3 separate regions of the Homo sapiens genome follow, and regions 1 and 2 are each linked to region 3. The links are chromatin loops, found by intact Hi-C in ENCODE. Cell type or tissue: heart right ventricle. All regions are shown on one strand. Links, peaks and the distances in the headings refer to the core of each region. The heading gives the core; the rest is flanking DNA.

The links. Peaks named below come from ENCODE experiments on the same cell type or tissue, not always from the same donor. Only the 100,000 strongest peaks of a DNase experiment are listed, where the experiment ranks them.
Region 1: it touches region 3 in a loop (2.5-fold over the local background); 11 of 110 quality-filtered maps call a loop at or near these places.
Region 2: a loop joins it to region 3, with 6 times the contacts of the local background. A loop is called at or near these places in 32 of 110 quality-filtered maps.

Annotation. Positions count from the first base shown.
Region 1 is chr3:21,481,800-21,487,723 of GRCh38, reverse strand. All of the region lies in intron 4 of ZNF385D (zinc finger protein 385D), which reads left to right. Among named protein-coding and RNA genes, the nearest start is that of ZNF385D-AS1, 58 kb to the left of the region's middle. In heart right ventricle, for the core only: a CTCF peak has its summit at 3,212 (motif pointing right); a DNase peak (open chromatin) is centred at 3,213.
Region 2 is chr3:20,509,409-20,515,332 of GRCh38, reverse strand. No RefSeq gene overlaps it. Among named protein-coding and RNA genes, the nearest start is that of SGO1, 330 kb to the right of the region's middle. In heart right ventricle, for the core only: a CTCF peak has its summit at 3,364 (motif pointing left); no DNase peak of the experiment used is centred there.
Region 3 is chr3:21,892,079-21,898,002 of GRCh38, reverse strand. It overlaps a transcript of ZNF385D not described here. Among named protein-coding and RNA genes, the nearest start is that of ZNF385D-AS2, 62 kb to the left of the region's middle. In heart right ventricle, for the core only: CTCF peaks have their summits at 3,124 and 3,336 (motif pointing right); no DNase peak of the experiment used is centred there; H3K27ac peaks cover 1,855 bases.

The DNA.
Region 1 (5,924 bases), core at 274-5,273, 410 kb after region 3:
GCAAATCCAGCTTCAGAGGACTGATCCTGAGTGCTAAGCATGTTGCTTCTGTTAGGGAAGGTTGTGATCTAGCTATGTGTATTATATTTTCAGCAAGTATGTTTGATTCTCATTCCTCAATCAAATTTTCTCCATTTTATGACTATATTAATGTTATGCATGAGTATATTATATGGTGTGTGATTGCATTTGGAAGCATCAGTAAATACATAGGATTGACAATGAGGAAGATTATAGTGTTATTAGACCTACCATCATGATGTTAGATAAGATTTGTAATTTGAAGTAGAGACAGTGCTTACCAAATATCTATTATTCCCCTACATGTTTGAGCCCCTCTAACATTTATATTGGGGCCATATAATTAATTCTAACAAATGTGATAATAAGCAAAAGTAACTAATTGTGAACTGCATTTAGAAAAAAAACCCACTACAATGTAGGATCAGAGTAGCAAATGAAAGGCCACAATATTTTATGGAATGTTAAAGAGTTAGAAAAAACACTGGAGGCATTTTTCCTGGAAAGCTTGAGGGTAAAGTGCGAGTTGTCCTAAAATATCTGGTGTGTTACAGTGTAGAGGAATGAAAAGCCTTATTCTAATGGCGTGAAAGTATATAGCAGAGCTAATCAGTGAAAAATACAGAGGAACTTATTAGATTCAATATAAATAAGAACTTGCTTTTGATACCACATGTGGGACCCTGCATTACATTTGTAAATCATTTATTTTTCGGTTTTGCCATTGTCTGCCACTTCCAGTAGAATAGAAGTTCTTCAAGAATATGTATCTTGTTCATAGCTATTTTCCTAATGCTTTGCATGGTCCTAGCCAGTTTAAAAAAAAGTATGATATGAATAGTCATCATACAAATATATGAGTGAATCAATGAACAAATAAACATTCTATCAAATAGAGCACTCTAGATATTTTCCTGACTTTGGAGGAATTCTAATACAGGCTATGTGATTGGTTGCTAGGAATATTTTGGAGCAACTTCCAGCTCTGGATTGTGGTCGTACTAGATGTGACCTAATGTCTGTCCCAATGCCCAGATTCTTTCATTTTTATATTTTACATTTGAACTTTCCTGATCATTAAAGCCTTTTGCTTTTTACTTCCCAGCAGATAGGAAATTCAGTCAAGATGTTTGTTGTTGCAAAACCACAAAGAAATATTGCAAGCATTTTTTTAGCCCTACCTGTTTGCAAGCACATTTATCATCTTTTGATAACATGGCATCCTATTCAGAGAAATGGACAGTATGCACTTTGTAATCAGGATGGAGGCTGTGATATGACTGATGTGAGCCTTTATCAGGTATCATTGTCAAATTTGAGTCTCTGAATGAAATGTGTGTGTTTGAAAGGCCAGCACTTGGGTTTATGAGACTTGGCTCCTTTTCTTCATATGTAGTTATAAATTAATGCGTACAGTGATACCTCATTTCAAGTTGGGTGCTCATATGCATGCATGACTCAATCTTGATCATCAGTCAGATTAGCCTCATTATTCACTGAGCATCACTTCCACTCAGCTGGTCATCGGCTGAATTTGTGACTCTCTAGATAAATTGTTTCAATCTCTCTGCTAAGCCAGTTTTCAGAGACGGCCAACTTCTAAATTGGCAGCTATAAAAATCATCAGCTGGTGACCCAATCCTAACACAGGATCCTGTGTTAGGTAGGTGTTTTAAGATAATTCATTGCTATCAAGGAGCTTTCAGTCTTGCTTAGTAGAGAAAACTGAAATGTAAATACTGTGAGGTGTGCCTAAAAGTACAGGCAAAAGGGGTGGTACAGATGTGGTGATGGTGGTAGTGGGATTCAGATAAAGGGTTTTTTTTTGGGAAAAGAAGATGAGATTTGGACTCAGACATTAGGTTTCTAATCTCAGCTGTACCATTTAATTTTCTTCATCTGTCAAGTAACAAATCATAGGGAGGATGATCAATAATGCAATTAAGGCCTCTAACATAAGGCCTGCCACATAGTAGGTGTTCTGAAATGATAGAAAGTTACTGTTACTATTTATTATGATCATTATTATTAATGTGAATTAGAATTTTGAGGCAGAGGTGGAATATCCCACTTCTCTGTAATCCTCACAGATGGGAAAAATGGTGAAAGGAGGAATCAAAGAGATGTTATCTATATTAAAAAAACATAGAGGAAGATGATAGCTAACCTAGCAAGAGCAGAAATGATGGTATAGCAGAAAAGAGTGCCAAGGCATTCCAGGTCCCTTGATGTGCCAGAAAGGTAAGAATCAATGATGCCTAATGGGCATTTGCCACCACCAGCTGGCAGTTTAGGACAATTCAAGTTGTCTTCTCAAGTCGGCTCCAGTATTTAGTAGAGCTTGCCCTTCATAATAACATAAGTGTCTCTCTAATGTTTGCATTAGGACCCATCTCCAGCTTTATCAAGTAAGTGAGCCTGTGGATCAGGATAAGCATTTTTTTAGAAGGCATCTTCCTGAGCCAGCTGATCATGTAACACTGTGGCTCAGAAACACGTACATGTGAAATAAACCTTGACGTGTTTCTAGCAAATAATTCAGTTTAAACTTAGGACATGGAAAGTTTCTGGTTCAAAAGAAAATGGAGTAAACTCATTTCACCTTATTTCTCCTGCATTAATTATGAATATAAAGTCTGGACAGAACACATAAGCCAAGCATTAGGAGACTTTGAAGAAAGAGAAGTAGGGAGAGAGGTAGGACTGTCTAGCAGCCTCAAGACTTACAGGATGACTCAGTGATAAGTTCCCCATTTTTGGTTTGTTTCCTTTATTTTGTTTTGTTTGCCTCCTATATATGCCGGTCTGGGCACAGGAGCAGTCTGCAAGCTAGAAGTACCAATGGGTTCAGACAAAATAGTCCCAAGACAAGTCTGCTCTTTTCAGTCATATTCTAAACTTGGAAGAGACAGCCTTGTAGGATGGGACTCTTTTGATTATACCCACTGTATTCCAGGAGAGCATCTCAAACCTACCACACCTCTCCCTCTCCTCCCTGACACTTCAGAATCTGGATCAAAGAGTCCTGCTATTTGTGCTCAGCACTAATGCAAGCAGAGGCAGTCCCCCCTCCAAAGGGCACTGGTAAAACTGCAGGGCAGGACACTCTTGACCATTCCCATCTTGTGACAATGGATCTAGACCCTTTACATATCCTTCTTTATAAGCTGGCATGATGTTAACCTTTGTCAGCAGGGGGCACTGGAGAGACATCGCAGGAGGAAGAGGTCTGTCTTCTTGGTCTTGGATGTTCACTGACCAGACTCCTGCGGTGCAGATAGCTTCTTCGAAAGATGCCCAGCTTGTGCAGTGCATGGTGTCCAGAAATGCCCACAGACTAGTGGCCTCTCTCAACACACCCCTAAAGCAGTTTTGTAACATTGTGCCTCTAGTGAGACATTTTCCTATGAACCACTTCTACTGGCACCCTAGAGGGTTAGCAAGTTCCACCTGTGATGCCTCATGGCAACCTCTCTACCATTCAGTGAGCCACGGTCAAACCGTGTCCAACAAGGTCTAGAGCTCAGCCCTGGGAAGGGTGAGCTCTTTTCTCTAAGCACATTATTTCAGCCCTAGGTAGGCATGACTGCTCCTTATATCTGCTATTCATATATTATTTGGAGATGTCTTTATTTCTTACTATACAATCGTCATTAAGCAATCCCTTGTTACAGTTAACATTAAATTTCCCCTGTCCAAATTACGATGCCAGTTTCTCTTTTTTGATTGGACCCTGACTGACAAAGAATGATGCCAATAGCATGATCCGTAAGAGAAAAAAAAAGATAAATTGGATTTCATCAAAATTAAAAACTTATGGTCTGCAAAAAAGAAATATTAGTCCAGGAGAAAATTTTTTAATTCACATATCTGGAAAAGATGTTATATCTAGAATATATAAAAAGTACTTTAAACTTGACAGCAAGAAAACAAATAATCCACTTAGAAAATAGACGAAAGCCATGAGCAGACATTTTGTCAAATAATGCACAGATGGTACAATGAAAAGCACATAAAAAGATATTCCACATTATTAGCTATCAGGGAAATGCAAATCAGCACATTATAAGATACCTCTACACACCTATTAGAATGTGTAAAATAAATAACAAATCCCATCAATGCTAAGTTCTGATAAGGATGTAGAGCATCAGGGAGTTTTATACATTGCTGGTGAGAAAGAATTTGGCATTTTCTTGTAAAAGTAAACATATACTTGCCATATGACCCAGCAATCTTACTGCTGGGTATTTACTCCAGACATTTATAACAGTTCTGTTAATCCTCACATACAGTAGAAACAACCTGTCTTTCATTGGGCAAGTGGATTAACAAACTGTGATACAGAGATACAGTGGGATACCACTCAGCAGTAAAGAGGAATAAACTATTGATATGTATAATTTGGATAGATCTCAAGGACATTATGGTGAGTGAACAAAACCAATCTCAAAGTGATCCATCTTTTACTATTCCACTTATGTGACATTCTCCAAATTACATTGAAGACATAGCATAGTTCCCAGGATTTAGGGTTGGAGGTAAGCTATGACTTTAATGGGGTAGTACAAATAACTATTTTTTGGAGCAATATAGCAGTCTATTCCTGATCATGATGATGATTACAAGAATCTACACATGTGATAAAATTTCATAGAAATGTATATTTAAACAAGATTACATGTTAAAGCTGGTAAAATGTGAATATAATCTCTAGTTTTTAATAATACTGTCTAATGTCAATTTTCTGGTTTTGGTAATTTTGTTTTGGTTGCTGTTGTCATTGCAGGAATCTAGATGAATACTACACAGAAATTCTCTCTATACTATTTTTGCAACTTCTATGTGGATCTAAAATTATTTCAAAGTAAAAATTAAGGAAACCACCACCACCGCAATGAAAACAGAGATCATGTTCCAATAAGCAGAAGAGTACCATGGTAGAAGGATGGGACTAAGACATCCTAGGTACTCATGCAAGAGTTTATTCAAAGCCTTACATTTGAGTTGGTTGACCTAATTTGATGTCTAGAAATTGGCACTTCTAAAAAAAATTTCACAGATAATTCTACTGATTACAAAGGTTAGGACATCACTAATTTGAAAAAGGGCAAAAGTTCAGCTTTGCCTAAGAGGGAGTAATCTCCCAGGTTTCTTGGGTTTGTGTTATTAGGAAGTACTTCTTCTGTTGGCCTGAACTTCAGTGACCATGGGCAAGGATGACTTAGGGAATGGTTGCCTCTAAACCTTTTCTGTAAAAGGCCAGATGGAAACATTTTGGTCTTTGCAGACCATACACTTTCTGTCAGAGTTACTGATTCTGCCATTGTAGTGCAAAAGCAGCCTTAGATCATACATAAATGAGTGGTCATGGCCAGTGTTCCAAAAAAACTTTGTTTAGAAAAACAGACAGTGTATTAGATTTGACCCATGGGTCACCCTTTACTGACTCCTGATTTAGAGAATTGAGTGATCCACACCCTTAGTAGGAGTCAACCATGTGAATGTCCTAGCCCATGAGTTTTTACAGTCATACTCAGAATTCATAAACAAAAGAGCCCAGACTGATAGACTCAATGGCTCTACATACTCACTCTTGCAAATCACACTTAGTTCATTGGACTCAGTTCTGTCCTCCTTACTTCAAAGAAAGTTAATACAATTATTGAAGGTCAGAAAAAAACACCCAGGACGGTGAATGAAATCTGGAAACCATACACTGGGAAAAGCATGTGATGGAACTGCAACACTGAACCTAAAGAAAATGTTGAGAGTAGTGTCCAAATATTCAATTTGCTATTTGGAACAGGGATTATGAAGTTTATGACTTCAAAAAATAGAACTAGATCTATTTATCCAGCAGTTATATATTGAGCACCTACTAAGTTCACATGCTGTTTTAG
Region 2 (5,924 bases), core at 319-5,318, 1.4 Mb after region 3:
ATAATAAAATGAGCTTATTTTGAAGTCCTTACATCTTCCTTAGAGAAAGGGGTAAGTACATGGCCACAGGCTTCACAAGTCCTGCTACTGCTGTGCTTGTGTCTGCACACAGATGCTCCCACACAGAGGACAGACAGTAAACATGACAGTCTTCCTATGAAATTACACAATTTACCCACACACACACAAAAAAAATTCTTACTGCTTTTCATCCTCACACATAGTGTTGCTCCATTTTTTTTAATCTGGTGGATGTATTACATAGTAGTTTTCATTTGCATGTTCCTGATTACAAATGAGGTGGTATATTTTTAAATATAACTTTTAACCAATGAATTTCCTTCTTTTTGAAATGTCCATTTAAGTATTTTTCCAATTTTCCTATTGAGCTATGTATCTTTTTCCTATTGATTTATATCTACTCAAAACCACATGAATGAATTTCATAGCTATAATACTGAGCAAAACCATCAAAATACAAAATAAACGTATGTTTTCATTTGTATATAGTTCAAAAACAGGCAAAAAATGGACTATTTTGTTTACTAAGGCACAAAAAGTTGTGACAGTATTTTTTAAAGCAAGGAAATAATTCCTACAAAATTCAGCGGAGGTTCCTTCTGACTCTAAATAGGTGGTACTTAAGAGGAAATAGACTTGGTTTCCTGAGTTGTCATGGTTCTAATATTTGGTCATGAAATCTGCCAGTGCCCCGGCTCTTGAACACTGAAAATAAATCAAATAAAAAATTTTACTTAGGCTGGACGTGGTGGCCCACACCTGTAATCCCAGCACTTTGGGAGGCTCAGGCAGGCAGATCACAAGGTCAAGAGATCGAGACCATCCTGGCCAACATGGCAAAACCTCACCTCTACTAAAAATAAAAAAATTAGCTGGGCATGGTGGCGTGCACCTGTAGTCCCAGCTACTTGGGAGGCTGAGGCAAAAGAATCGCTTGAACCAAGGAGGTGGAGGTTACAGTGAGCCGAGATCGTGCCACTGCACTCCAGACCAGTGACAGGGCGAGACTCCGTCTCAAAAAAAAAAAAAAAAAAAAAAATTAGCTGGCTTGGTGGCACACGCCAGTAATCCTAGCTACTTGGGAGGCTGAGGCAGGAGAATCGCTTGAATCCAGGAGGCAGAGGTTGCAGTGAGCCGGGACTGCGCCACTGCACTCCAGCCTGGGTGACAGAATGACACCCTGTCTGCAAAAAATAAAAAAAGAAGGATTTTCATATGATTATATGTATAGATAAGTATCAAAAAGAATGGGAAACGGCAAATAAGAAGGAGTTACCCTTTATTTTTACAATGACACATTATTTTTCTAGTTTAAAATACACACTCAATTATATAATTTACACACTTACTTGAGAAGGCTTATACATATCACTGAATGTATACTTATCTCTCCCCACGGCCCAGTAGGATGGGAGGAAAATGTGAAGCAGATTTGGAGTAGGCTGATTTGAGCTTTATGTATATAATTTAGTGCAACTTTAAATTGGAATATAGGGTAATATCTAGAGCAATCACTAAGAAAAATATTTTTAAAACATATACAAAGAAATATATGCACACTACAGATAAGGAAAAATGTAACACTAAAAATTATTTCAGTAACCCACAGAAAGGTAAGAAAAGAGAAAGAGAGAAACAAAAACAAGACAAACAAAACAATAAAGTGGCAGCCTTAAATCCAGACATCAAAAATTACATTAAATATGAAGGGCTTAAAGACACCAATTAAAATATAAATGCTTTATATTAAAAAAATTATCAGAATATAGTTCAAAATGACTCAGCTATCTGCTGTCTACAAGAAATTCATTTCAAATATACTGATATAAGTAGGTAAAAAGTAAATAGAAGAAAAATATATATACCATGAAAACAATCACAAAAAAGCTATATAGCTATATGAATAGCAGATAAAGTAGACTTCAGAGAAAAGAAAAAAAATTACTAAGTACAGAAAGGAACATGACATTATGATAAAAGACTTAATATACCCAAAAAAGACATGAAATCTTTAATGTATCAAACTTAAAAACTTCAACAATCAAGATAAAAAGGATGATAAGAAGACAACTTATAACTTTTGAGCAACTAATACATACTGCTAATAAGTGTTAGACCCTGATTCAAACACTTTACATCTATTATCTCATTTAATCTTCACCAAAAGAAAAGCAAATACATTATTATCTCCATTCTGCATATAACATAATTAAGGGCTCTAAAGAGTTTAAGCATCTTGCCCAAGGTTACACAGTTAGCAATCCTTAGGCCAAATTATTTTTACTCTTCGTTCTGCCTCCATCAAGGTTTGTCTCCAAACACTTCAAAAATAAACAGTGTGATCATCATATCTAACACTGCTGTCCAACATTTACTCTTCTTGGTCATAAAGACAGAGTATTTTTAGTGGTGAACAAACACTGGATTCTAAATAAGTCATAGGAATAAAGTGGCTCTAGAAAACATCAGTAAATACAAAAGAGCCTGGAGCAGGAAGCAGTTAATTATGGGAAAGCTGGAAGTAACATCATGGCCACAGTGACCTCAACAGTGTGAAGGCTGCCATATAAGTTTGGGAAAGCAGGGCCCTGTACAACTCCTGGGATTCCGTTAACATAGAGACTAAATTAGACTATCATATAAAAGGCACCACCTGGAATCACAATACACAGCATGCCCTGCCATTTATAGTATTTCTGACAGTAATTATACTGTCTGAAAGTAATAAAGTCTGCTAAGAAGCTCTTGGCATTCAGAGCACCCACCCACCTGGATCAGCAGTCTGAACTCCACTTCGCAGAGACTATAGTGAAGTGAGGACCTCCTTGCTCCATGCCCAGGCATATCTCCAGCATTGGAGCACCTGCTCACGTGGATTAGCAGCCTGAATCTCCCCACCCTTCCTGTGCAGAGATTGTGGTGCAGCAGGACCCTCTATGCTCCACGCCCAGGAAGATCTCCAGACATCTGGAACACCCATTCTTCTGCAACAGGAGTTTAGGCTGCCCCACCCTCATGCAGAGACTTGAAGCCAGAGATTTCCCCAGCTCCATGCCTATGCCCACTTCTGAAAACTTGGTGGCCACTCACTGGATCTCCTTCTTGGTGCTGGTGCTTGTGCCTGCCATCAGGGAACCTGTAGGCAGGCTTACCTAATCTGGCCCTGCCTATCTTCATCCTTTCCTACAGGGTTTATCAGGGAGCTCAGGCCACTGTTCACTTCACGGATCAGCCCATTGCCTGAGGCTGGCTCTCAACAGAGTCTCCCAGTAAAAAAAGATCCAGTATATACTCATCCACATTGGCCATAGCCAGTTCTTATCTGTAAGCGCCATCTACTGACCTATAGGTCAAACTGCACAGTCCAATATAAAACCTGCTGACAGAAGTGCATAGGACTGTAGAAGCAAAGCCAGAAGACTCTACCCAACACTCTCTACAGTCACACCCCATAGGCAAAGAGGAAAAGTGAAAGACAAAAAAAGGAAAGAAAGACACATGAAAATAATTACATAAATTGGAAGTGCCAGTGTCTCGAGATGACAAGGAAAAAGGGCAAGAGTTCTGTCATCATGAAAAACCTGAATATTGTGACACCACCAAAGAATCACATCAGCTCTGCAGCAGTGGTCCCTAAAGAAAATGAAAACTCAAAAATGACAGAAAATGTGAAGCATGGATTGCAAGAAAGCTTAATGAGATCCAAGACAGTTAAAAATCAACACAGAGAAACTTCTCAACAATTCAGGAAAAGAAGGAAGAGAGACGCATCTTAAAAAGAAATGCATCAGAGCTTCTGGAACTGAAAAAACTCAGAGCTTGAACTGGTTCTTCAAACTAGCACATTCAGTCAAAATTTTTTTGAAAATTTTAAAACAATGAAACTTAAGACTTACTGGCATACCTGTGAGAGAAGGAGAAAAAGTAAACAAACTGGAAAACATATTTAAGGCAATAATTCAAGAAAATTTATTTTATCTTGCTATAGAGATAGACATCCAAACACAAGAAATTAAGAGAATACCTGTGATATACAATGCAAAACAAACATCACAAAGGCATATAGATACCAGACTGTCCAAGGTCAAAGCTAAAGAAAAAATCTTAAAGGCAGCTAGAGAAAATGGTCAGATCGCATACAAAGCAAACCCCATCAGACTAACAATGATCTTTTCAGCAGAAACCTGACAGCCAGAAGAGACTAGAGGCCTATTTTCAGCATCCCTAAGGAAAAGAAATTCTAACCAAGAATTTCATTTCTCCCGAAAATAAGCTTCAAAAGAGAAGGAGAAATAAAATATTTTTCAGACAAGCGAATGCTAAGGGGATTCATTACCACTACGCCAGCCTCATAAGAGATTCTTAAGGCAGTTCTAAACACGGAAATGAAAGAAAGATACTTGCTACCACAAAAATAAATTTACGTACATAGTCCTATTATGGAAACAGAAAATAAAAAAAGATCAGGGGTCACCATTCTTATATCAGCCAAAACAGACTTTAAACCAAGAGTAAAAAAAGATAAAGAAATGTAATATATAATGATAAAGGATTCGATACAACAAGAAGACTTAACAATTCTAAATATATATGCACCAAACGTTGGATGACCCAGATTCATAAAACAAGTACTTTTAGACCTTCAAAAGTATTTACACAGCCACATAATAATAGTGTGGAATTTCAACATTCCACTGACAGAATTGGACAGATCATTGCGGCAGAAAACTGACAAGGAAACTCTGGACCTAAATTAAACACTTGCGCAATTGGACCTAATAGACATCTAAAAAGTAGCAAACACACCTACATCAAGAAGTTAGAAAGACCTCAATTTAACAATCTAATACTAGATCTAGAGCAATTTGAAAAACAAGAACAAAGTAACCCCAAAGCTAGCAGAAGAAAACAAATAACTATAATTGGAGCAAGACTGAACAAAATTGAAAGGCAAAAATTCATACAAAGGATCAAATAAAGCAAAAGTGGGTTCTCTGAAAGAATAAATAAACAAGATCAATTAACCATTAGCTAGATTAACACAGAAAAAATGAGAGAAAACCCAAACATGCAGAATCAGAAATAACGACTGATCTCACAGAAATATAAAGGATCCTCAGAAACTATTATGAACACCTCTGTCCACACAAATTAGAAAATCTAGAGGAAATGGACAAATTCCTGGAAACACACAACCTGCAAAGACTGAATTGAAAAGAACTTGAAACCCCGAACATATCAACATTGACTTCAGAAATTAAATCAGTAATAAAAAACCTACCAAAAATAATAAAGCCCTTGACGAGATGGATTCACAGCCAAAATATAGAGACATACAAAGAAGCGCTGGTAAGAATATTGCTGAAACTGTTCTAAAGAATTGTGAAGGAGGGACTCCACCCTAACTAATTCTGTGAAGCCAGAATTACCCTGATAGCAAAATCTGGCAAAGACACAATACAAAAAGAAAACTATAGACCAATATTCATGATGAATATAGATACAAAAATCCTCCACAAAATACTAGCAAATAGAATCCAGCAGCACGTCAAAAAGTTAATTCACCGTAATGAAGTAGGCCTTATTTCTTGCATATGAAGTTGGTTCAACATAAGCAAATCAATAAATGTGATTCACCATATACACAAAACTAAAAACAAAAACCATACAATCATCCCAATAGATACATAAAATGTTTTCAATAAAAGCTAATATATTTTCATGATAATTCTCAACAAACTAAGCAATGAAGGAACATAACTCAAAATAATAACAGCCATCTATGACAAAACCTTAGTCAACATCATACTGAGTAGGAAAAGCTGGAAGATTTCCCCCTTGAGAACTGGCAGAAGAAAAGGATGTCCTCTCTCACCATTCCTATTCAACATAGCACTGTAAGT
Region 3 (5,924 bases), core at 662-5,661:
AGGTGGATAAAGAGGAACAATAAGTTTTGGTTGATATAAAGGTGGAAGCTAGATGGTTCAGTTTTTTAAAAACTAACAAATAACAACAAAAATAATAAATCCATGCTGGGTATTGATTAGGCTTTAGCTGTCTTCTTTTCGATACACACTAAGATAAGACTCCAGTCTCAGTCTTGGTTAAATTAATATGGTGATCACATGAATGCATCTATATGAAGTTCTGCGCATATAATCCTAAATCAAAAATTTCTGTTTGTGCACCCATACACCCACTGTGCAACTAGGGTGGGCTAGAGGAGAAGCAAGATGCCTTCTCTGAACATGTCATCCAATCCACCAGATGGTTCATAGCTTACCTGGAAAAAAAAATCTGTTTGATGTTTGTTTCTCCTCTTGCTCAGTCACTGTCTCATCTTAATCGTCTGAAACCTAGAAAATAAATGAGAGTTAGCCACAATCAGCACACCCTATATAAAATAGTAAGGAGAAATGGAAGTAGAAAAAAGGAGAATTTAGTTAGCTAAATAAATACATGATGCCGTAAGGGGCATAAAATAAAATAAGGATAGCCGCCACAGTCTTGATTTTGCAGCTAGTCATGAGACTACGGATACTCAGAAGAAGCACATTGGATCTCCTGTGTTTGAGGTATATGTTCTTATTATATTGTTCTTACTATATAGTTCTTAGTAATCAATATCAGTCACCCAGGCAATGTATTAATCCCCCTCTTGCCTGTTTATCAATAATGTGAGAATTCTGAAATAGCCATGTGGCAGGCTCAAGAGAACCATTATTGTATTCTCTGGTCTAAGCATTCTTATCTCAGGTAGTAAAAAACCCCTCCAAACTAGCAGAGTCGAAAGGGGCAAGACTATTGCAGCCTCCACCTGATCAGCCAAAGTCTTGCCTTTAATAGGTCTGTATTCATGTGTACTTGGGTGATAACGTCAGCAGTAGCTATTTCATGACTGCCTTTCAAGGACTACCAATATTCCATACTCTAATTGTAACTCATTCCTCACTGCCTACAAACACAGCCATCAGAAAAATGATCCCAGTTTTTTTCTTAAAGTTTTGCTGCCTACAATGACTTCTAGAAGTCTGTGTCTTGGCCAGAATTCTCCATTGCAGACAACAAACTCACCTCTGTCTAGTTTAAGCATTTAAAAAAAAAAAAAAGTATTAAGAACACATTGGAGAAATACAAACACAGAACCTAGTGCGAATGTCAAGAACATTTTCTGATATCATATCATGAGCCCTTCCCACCCCCTGACACTCCCAAAAAGGAACTACTGCGTCTCTCATATCCATGCATCATTGCATCAGAAAAATAATACTGTAATTTCTGGCTCTAAAATCACACAATTTGTACCACAATCAAGTACCTCCTAAATAGGAAGCTCTTTTATAGCTGTTGGTTCGAGGGACGTGCTGCCCTGTTCATAAAAATATACCAGGGGGAAAAAAAGGCCCAGGCCCCACCTCTTTGCCCCCATATAATTCAGTTCAAAATTAAAGTACCCCATAGGTATATCTGATTGTAGAACCCAAATCACATATATGTGCCTTAGTGTTAAGGGAGGCAGAGAAATTTTTTGTTTTATTTTGTTTTTTTCATTTACCTTTAGGAAGTTGGTATCTACACCATGGGTAAGTATCTATTAAAATATAGATACTTGAGGCAGCCACGAGTGACATATATCCAAAGCATCAAAGATCCCAAAGGTCAGCTCTTTCCTACTCAAACTTAACATGTTTATCATGTAAACTGTTCAGGTGATGTAATTACAGGCATCCCAAGCTTCTTTTTTTCTGGTTTCCATTAACATTCTTGCCAGTGGAAACATAGAGTCACAACATCTCTCTTACTGTCATATTGTCATGGGAGCAGGGATATATCAGGAGCCTCATTAATTCCAAATGTCGAAGAGAGGAATTCCTTACACAAGTCAAAAATTTTACTTTAATGTGGCCCAAGTAACTATTTCTCTAATTAAAATAATTGTCATTGTCGAAACCGCAAAAATTTTGGTGACATCATTTGACATTTTAAAAAGTTCTACAAATTAGACACAAAATTTTTGATTTTAATGTAAATCAAACTTCTAGGAGACTTCATAGACTCTTTTTCCTTTCCCTGCCATACGTCCAAGATCTTAACATCCCTTGACTGCCTGCATATTTCCATCTTGCAAACTACTATTCACTTTCTTTTATCATTTAGCTCTTTCCTAAATATTACCTAGTTGAATCCCCTAAACTTGGTTTCACTTCCCACTCCAACCGGTCCTGCATACTGCCACTATACTTTATTTTCCCCAAAGGGAAATCTTTCATGTTTAAAAACACTTCAGTGGGCCAGGCATGGTGGCTCATACCTGTAATCCCAGCACTTTGGGAGGCCGAGGTGGGCAGATCACTTGAGGTCAGGGGTTTGAGACCAGCCTGGCCAACATGGTGAAACCCCATCTCAACTTAAAATACAAAAAAAAAAAAAAAAAATTAGCCAGGCATGGTGCTATGAGCCTGTAGTCCCCAGCTTCTCAGGAGGCTGAGGCAGGAGAATCACTTGAACCCAGAGGCAGACGTTGCAGTGAGCCAAGACTGCGCCATTACACTGCAGTCAGGGTGACAGAGTGAGACTCTGTCTTAAAAAAAAAAAAAAAAAAAAAAAAAAGCCACACATTTCAGTGATTCAACCATAGCAAAAAGGCATCTTCCAGCTACTTGTAGGAATCTCATGTCCGCCATGTTCTGACTCCTATCTTTTTGAATATACTTAGCTCTTACCAGTTACCCTGGTGAACTCTAATCAGTCAAATAGAAATACCTCATTTTCCATATATACCAACCTATTTTTAATCTGGGTTTTGGAACATGCATGTCTTTGCTTGGAATGTCTTCTTTTCCACACCACAGATTCTTATTTTACCATCTGTTGCGTAGCTCTCCCTGGCCTATCTGCTATTTACTCTGTGGTATTCCTACTTCACTTTATGCATGCCATCATTATTGTGCTCACCTCTCTGTGTTTTGCTGGGTGGTGATTTTTGCTGTTTATAAACATCTGTGTCCTCTCTTTGCCATGAGCTCCTGGTAGAGGTCACTTTATATCTTGACTCTTCAGAGGTTGGCATGGTGTCTGGCATTGTGTCAAGCTCTACGTTTCTTCTGAAAGGGTTGTAACACTGCAGTTATATGCTCACCTAAAACTTATTGCTGCTTGTAAGATTTAAACTCAGCAATATTGAAACCATTGCTGATCATTACTTAAATATATCAGTCATTTAAAATAGACATTTCAGATCTGTGGTTGCTAACTTAGCCACTGGAGGGAGCCCATATACCATGAATTTAGAGGATAATTACAACTCACAAACTATATTAAGTATAAATAATTACAAAGAAGGTCTTTAAACAAAATAAGGTGAGCTTTGCTGTTGTAAAGTCATAGCTATAACTAGTCTTTCAGCTGAAAATAAATAAAAGTGTGTTTTCATCACAAAGATAAATCATATTGCAAAAGAAAGGAAAGAGCAAATCAGAAAGAATTAGAAAGTTTAAAACTCAGGGATGTTTTTGGCTTCAAACATTTGCTCAAAAATTTTTCTTTGCATTTATGCCAATATAATATTTTAATCTTAATTTTTTAACAAATCGTGCTCTCCAAGAGGTAATATTACATGAATTGACTAAGTATAACATACTAGTTCTTAAGATAGTATTTGTGACAGTGGATTATTAACCTAATGGTCTCAATTTGTTTAACTTTAATTATTATAGAGGTAATACTGTTGTTTTTCTTGTTATGTTGTTCAAAGGAAAATAAATCAGAAATTATCTAGCTTAGTGCAATTTAAAAATACGTTTTGATATATATGACTATGCAAGTTTAAAAATTTAAGAGGTTTTAAGGAATGGAAAACATGTATCTAACTGCCTCGAGACACAGAAACAAGTATTCTATCATTGGATATTTTTGAACTTCCTAAGTCCAGGTGAAAGTTTTGAACATGTTAAAAGTTGTTTTTGTAAGTTATCTAAGGCAATGATTATGTTTAAATTGAGCTATACAACCTGTACAATGAAAATAATTTTCCGTTTGCAAGATAAAATTTAAAAACTAAATACAATTTCAAGTGATATTATTAAAAGTCTGCAGAGATGGTTGCCTTATTAGGGAACTAGAATTTACAACCATGGCTTTGATAAAATGTGGAATATCTCTTTTTTAATTCTCTGAGTTCTAAAATAGCTAGACTTGACGAGAGGGAAATTCTCCTTGTTGCCAATTCTCAATTTCCATGCAACTTTCAACCTTCAGAATACTGTTGGTACTCTGTCTTGGCATGGCTAGAATTTCAAATGAACTTCTAACGATAACTGATTTGAATGAGTTCAGGGGGAAAACATTCAATGAGCTAAATTATTTAAGGACACAATAAAGTGCTTAGAGGTTTATATTTCACATAAAGGCTAGTTAAGTAGCCTTTTAAAATATTATTTATGGAGATCATGACTCATCTTTGCATATCTCATGTGCTAATTCCCAGACCACAGACCAGTGCAGTAAAACAGCTCGATGACATGAGTGCCATTTAAGAATAAGCTGTCTGTGCAAGGCACTTTTTTGTTTGTTATTATTTTTTACCATGTTTTACATTTTGTGTCATACCTCCTTCCCTTCCATAAATGTGCAATTCATATTTGGAATGATGTGTATCTGTGCTAAAAGCAGATGTGGATGAGGTACGATGACAATCCAGTTTGTTCTGCCTTATGTCTACAATGCTTCTAATCTACCAATACTCTTCCACATCAACAATACCTGGAATTCTCACCATTTTAGATGAGAAACTTAAAGCTCTGAGAGGTTACGTGACTTACTTGATATCATGCAGGGAGTGTTACAGCCACCATTCAGGCTAGTCCTATTTACCTCTAAATTCTATTTTCTTCTCTTCTCCTATGTTTTTCAAGCTTTTCTGATTGGAGTTTATTGTAAAAATCACACTTTACATAGGACCAAATACATACACGCAATAGAAATTGTCCAAAAAATGCTTATTTTTACAATATGTCACTTACTCTGACATTCTGCATTCTATTCTATTCTATTTCATTTTGTAAAATATAAAACAAGTGGACTTTACAATCCACAATGCATGGTTTAAAAAATCACTAATCTGCATCTTATTTCTTGGCGTTATCTTGCACGTGAGTAAATAGTTTTTGGAAATTAACTTCAGAGGGCTATAGACCAATTGAGGTAAAAGAAGTAGAAAAACTGGTGGAGAGAGTGAATGTCTCTTAAATGTAATTAAATTTAATTTAAATTTAAAGTCTGTTAAAGACCTATGTTTAGCTCCTTTGCAAATAAATAGGACTTGTTTTGGTAGGAAACCAGTAAGTCTTAATCCTGATATTTCTTCAAGTGTATTTTGAGAAAAGTCATGCTTACATTAATGAGTTTTACCAAATCAGTAATGATAATAATAGTTTTAAATCTAATCAGAGCAAAGCACAAACAAGTCTATTTGGAGGAGCAAAATTGAGTTAAGGGTAAGAGCACACTTTGAAAATGATTTCTCTGGATTGTTGTATTCTTAGAGATATCTGGAGGAATTTATTTGGGCAAACCTGAGGCAGTCATTTGCTATTATTTCTCCTTCTAGGTTTCTGTGCTGAGCCAGCATATTCCTGGCACTGTAGCGCTTTCAAAGCTGTGCACTATAGAGGCTGAGAAATTCAGGCAAACATCCCTTTCACCTAAATTCTATATATTCAAATTTTTCCATCTCAATTATAAAAATAAGATTTCATTTGAGGTGTTTTAATTTCCATTGCTTGTAGTGATATTTTCATTCAGAATGCTTCCTATCCCACGAAGCAAGTATTGGGAGTTAATTTTTGAAGAA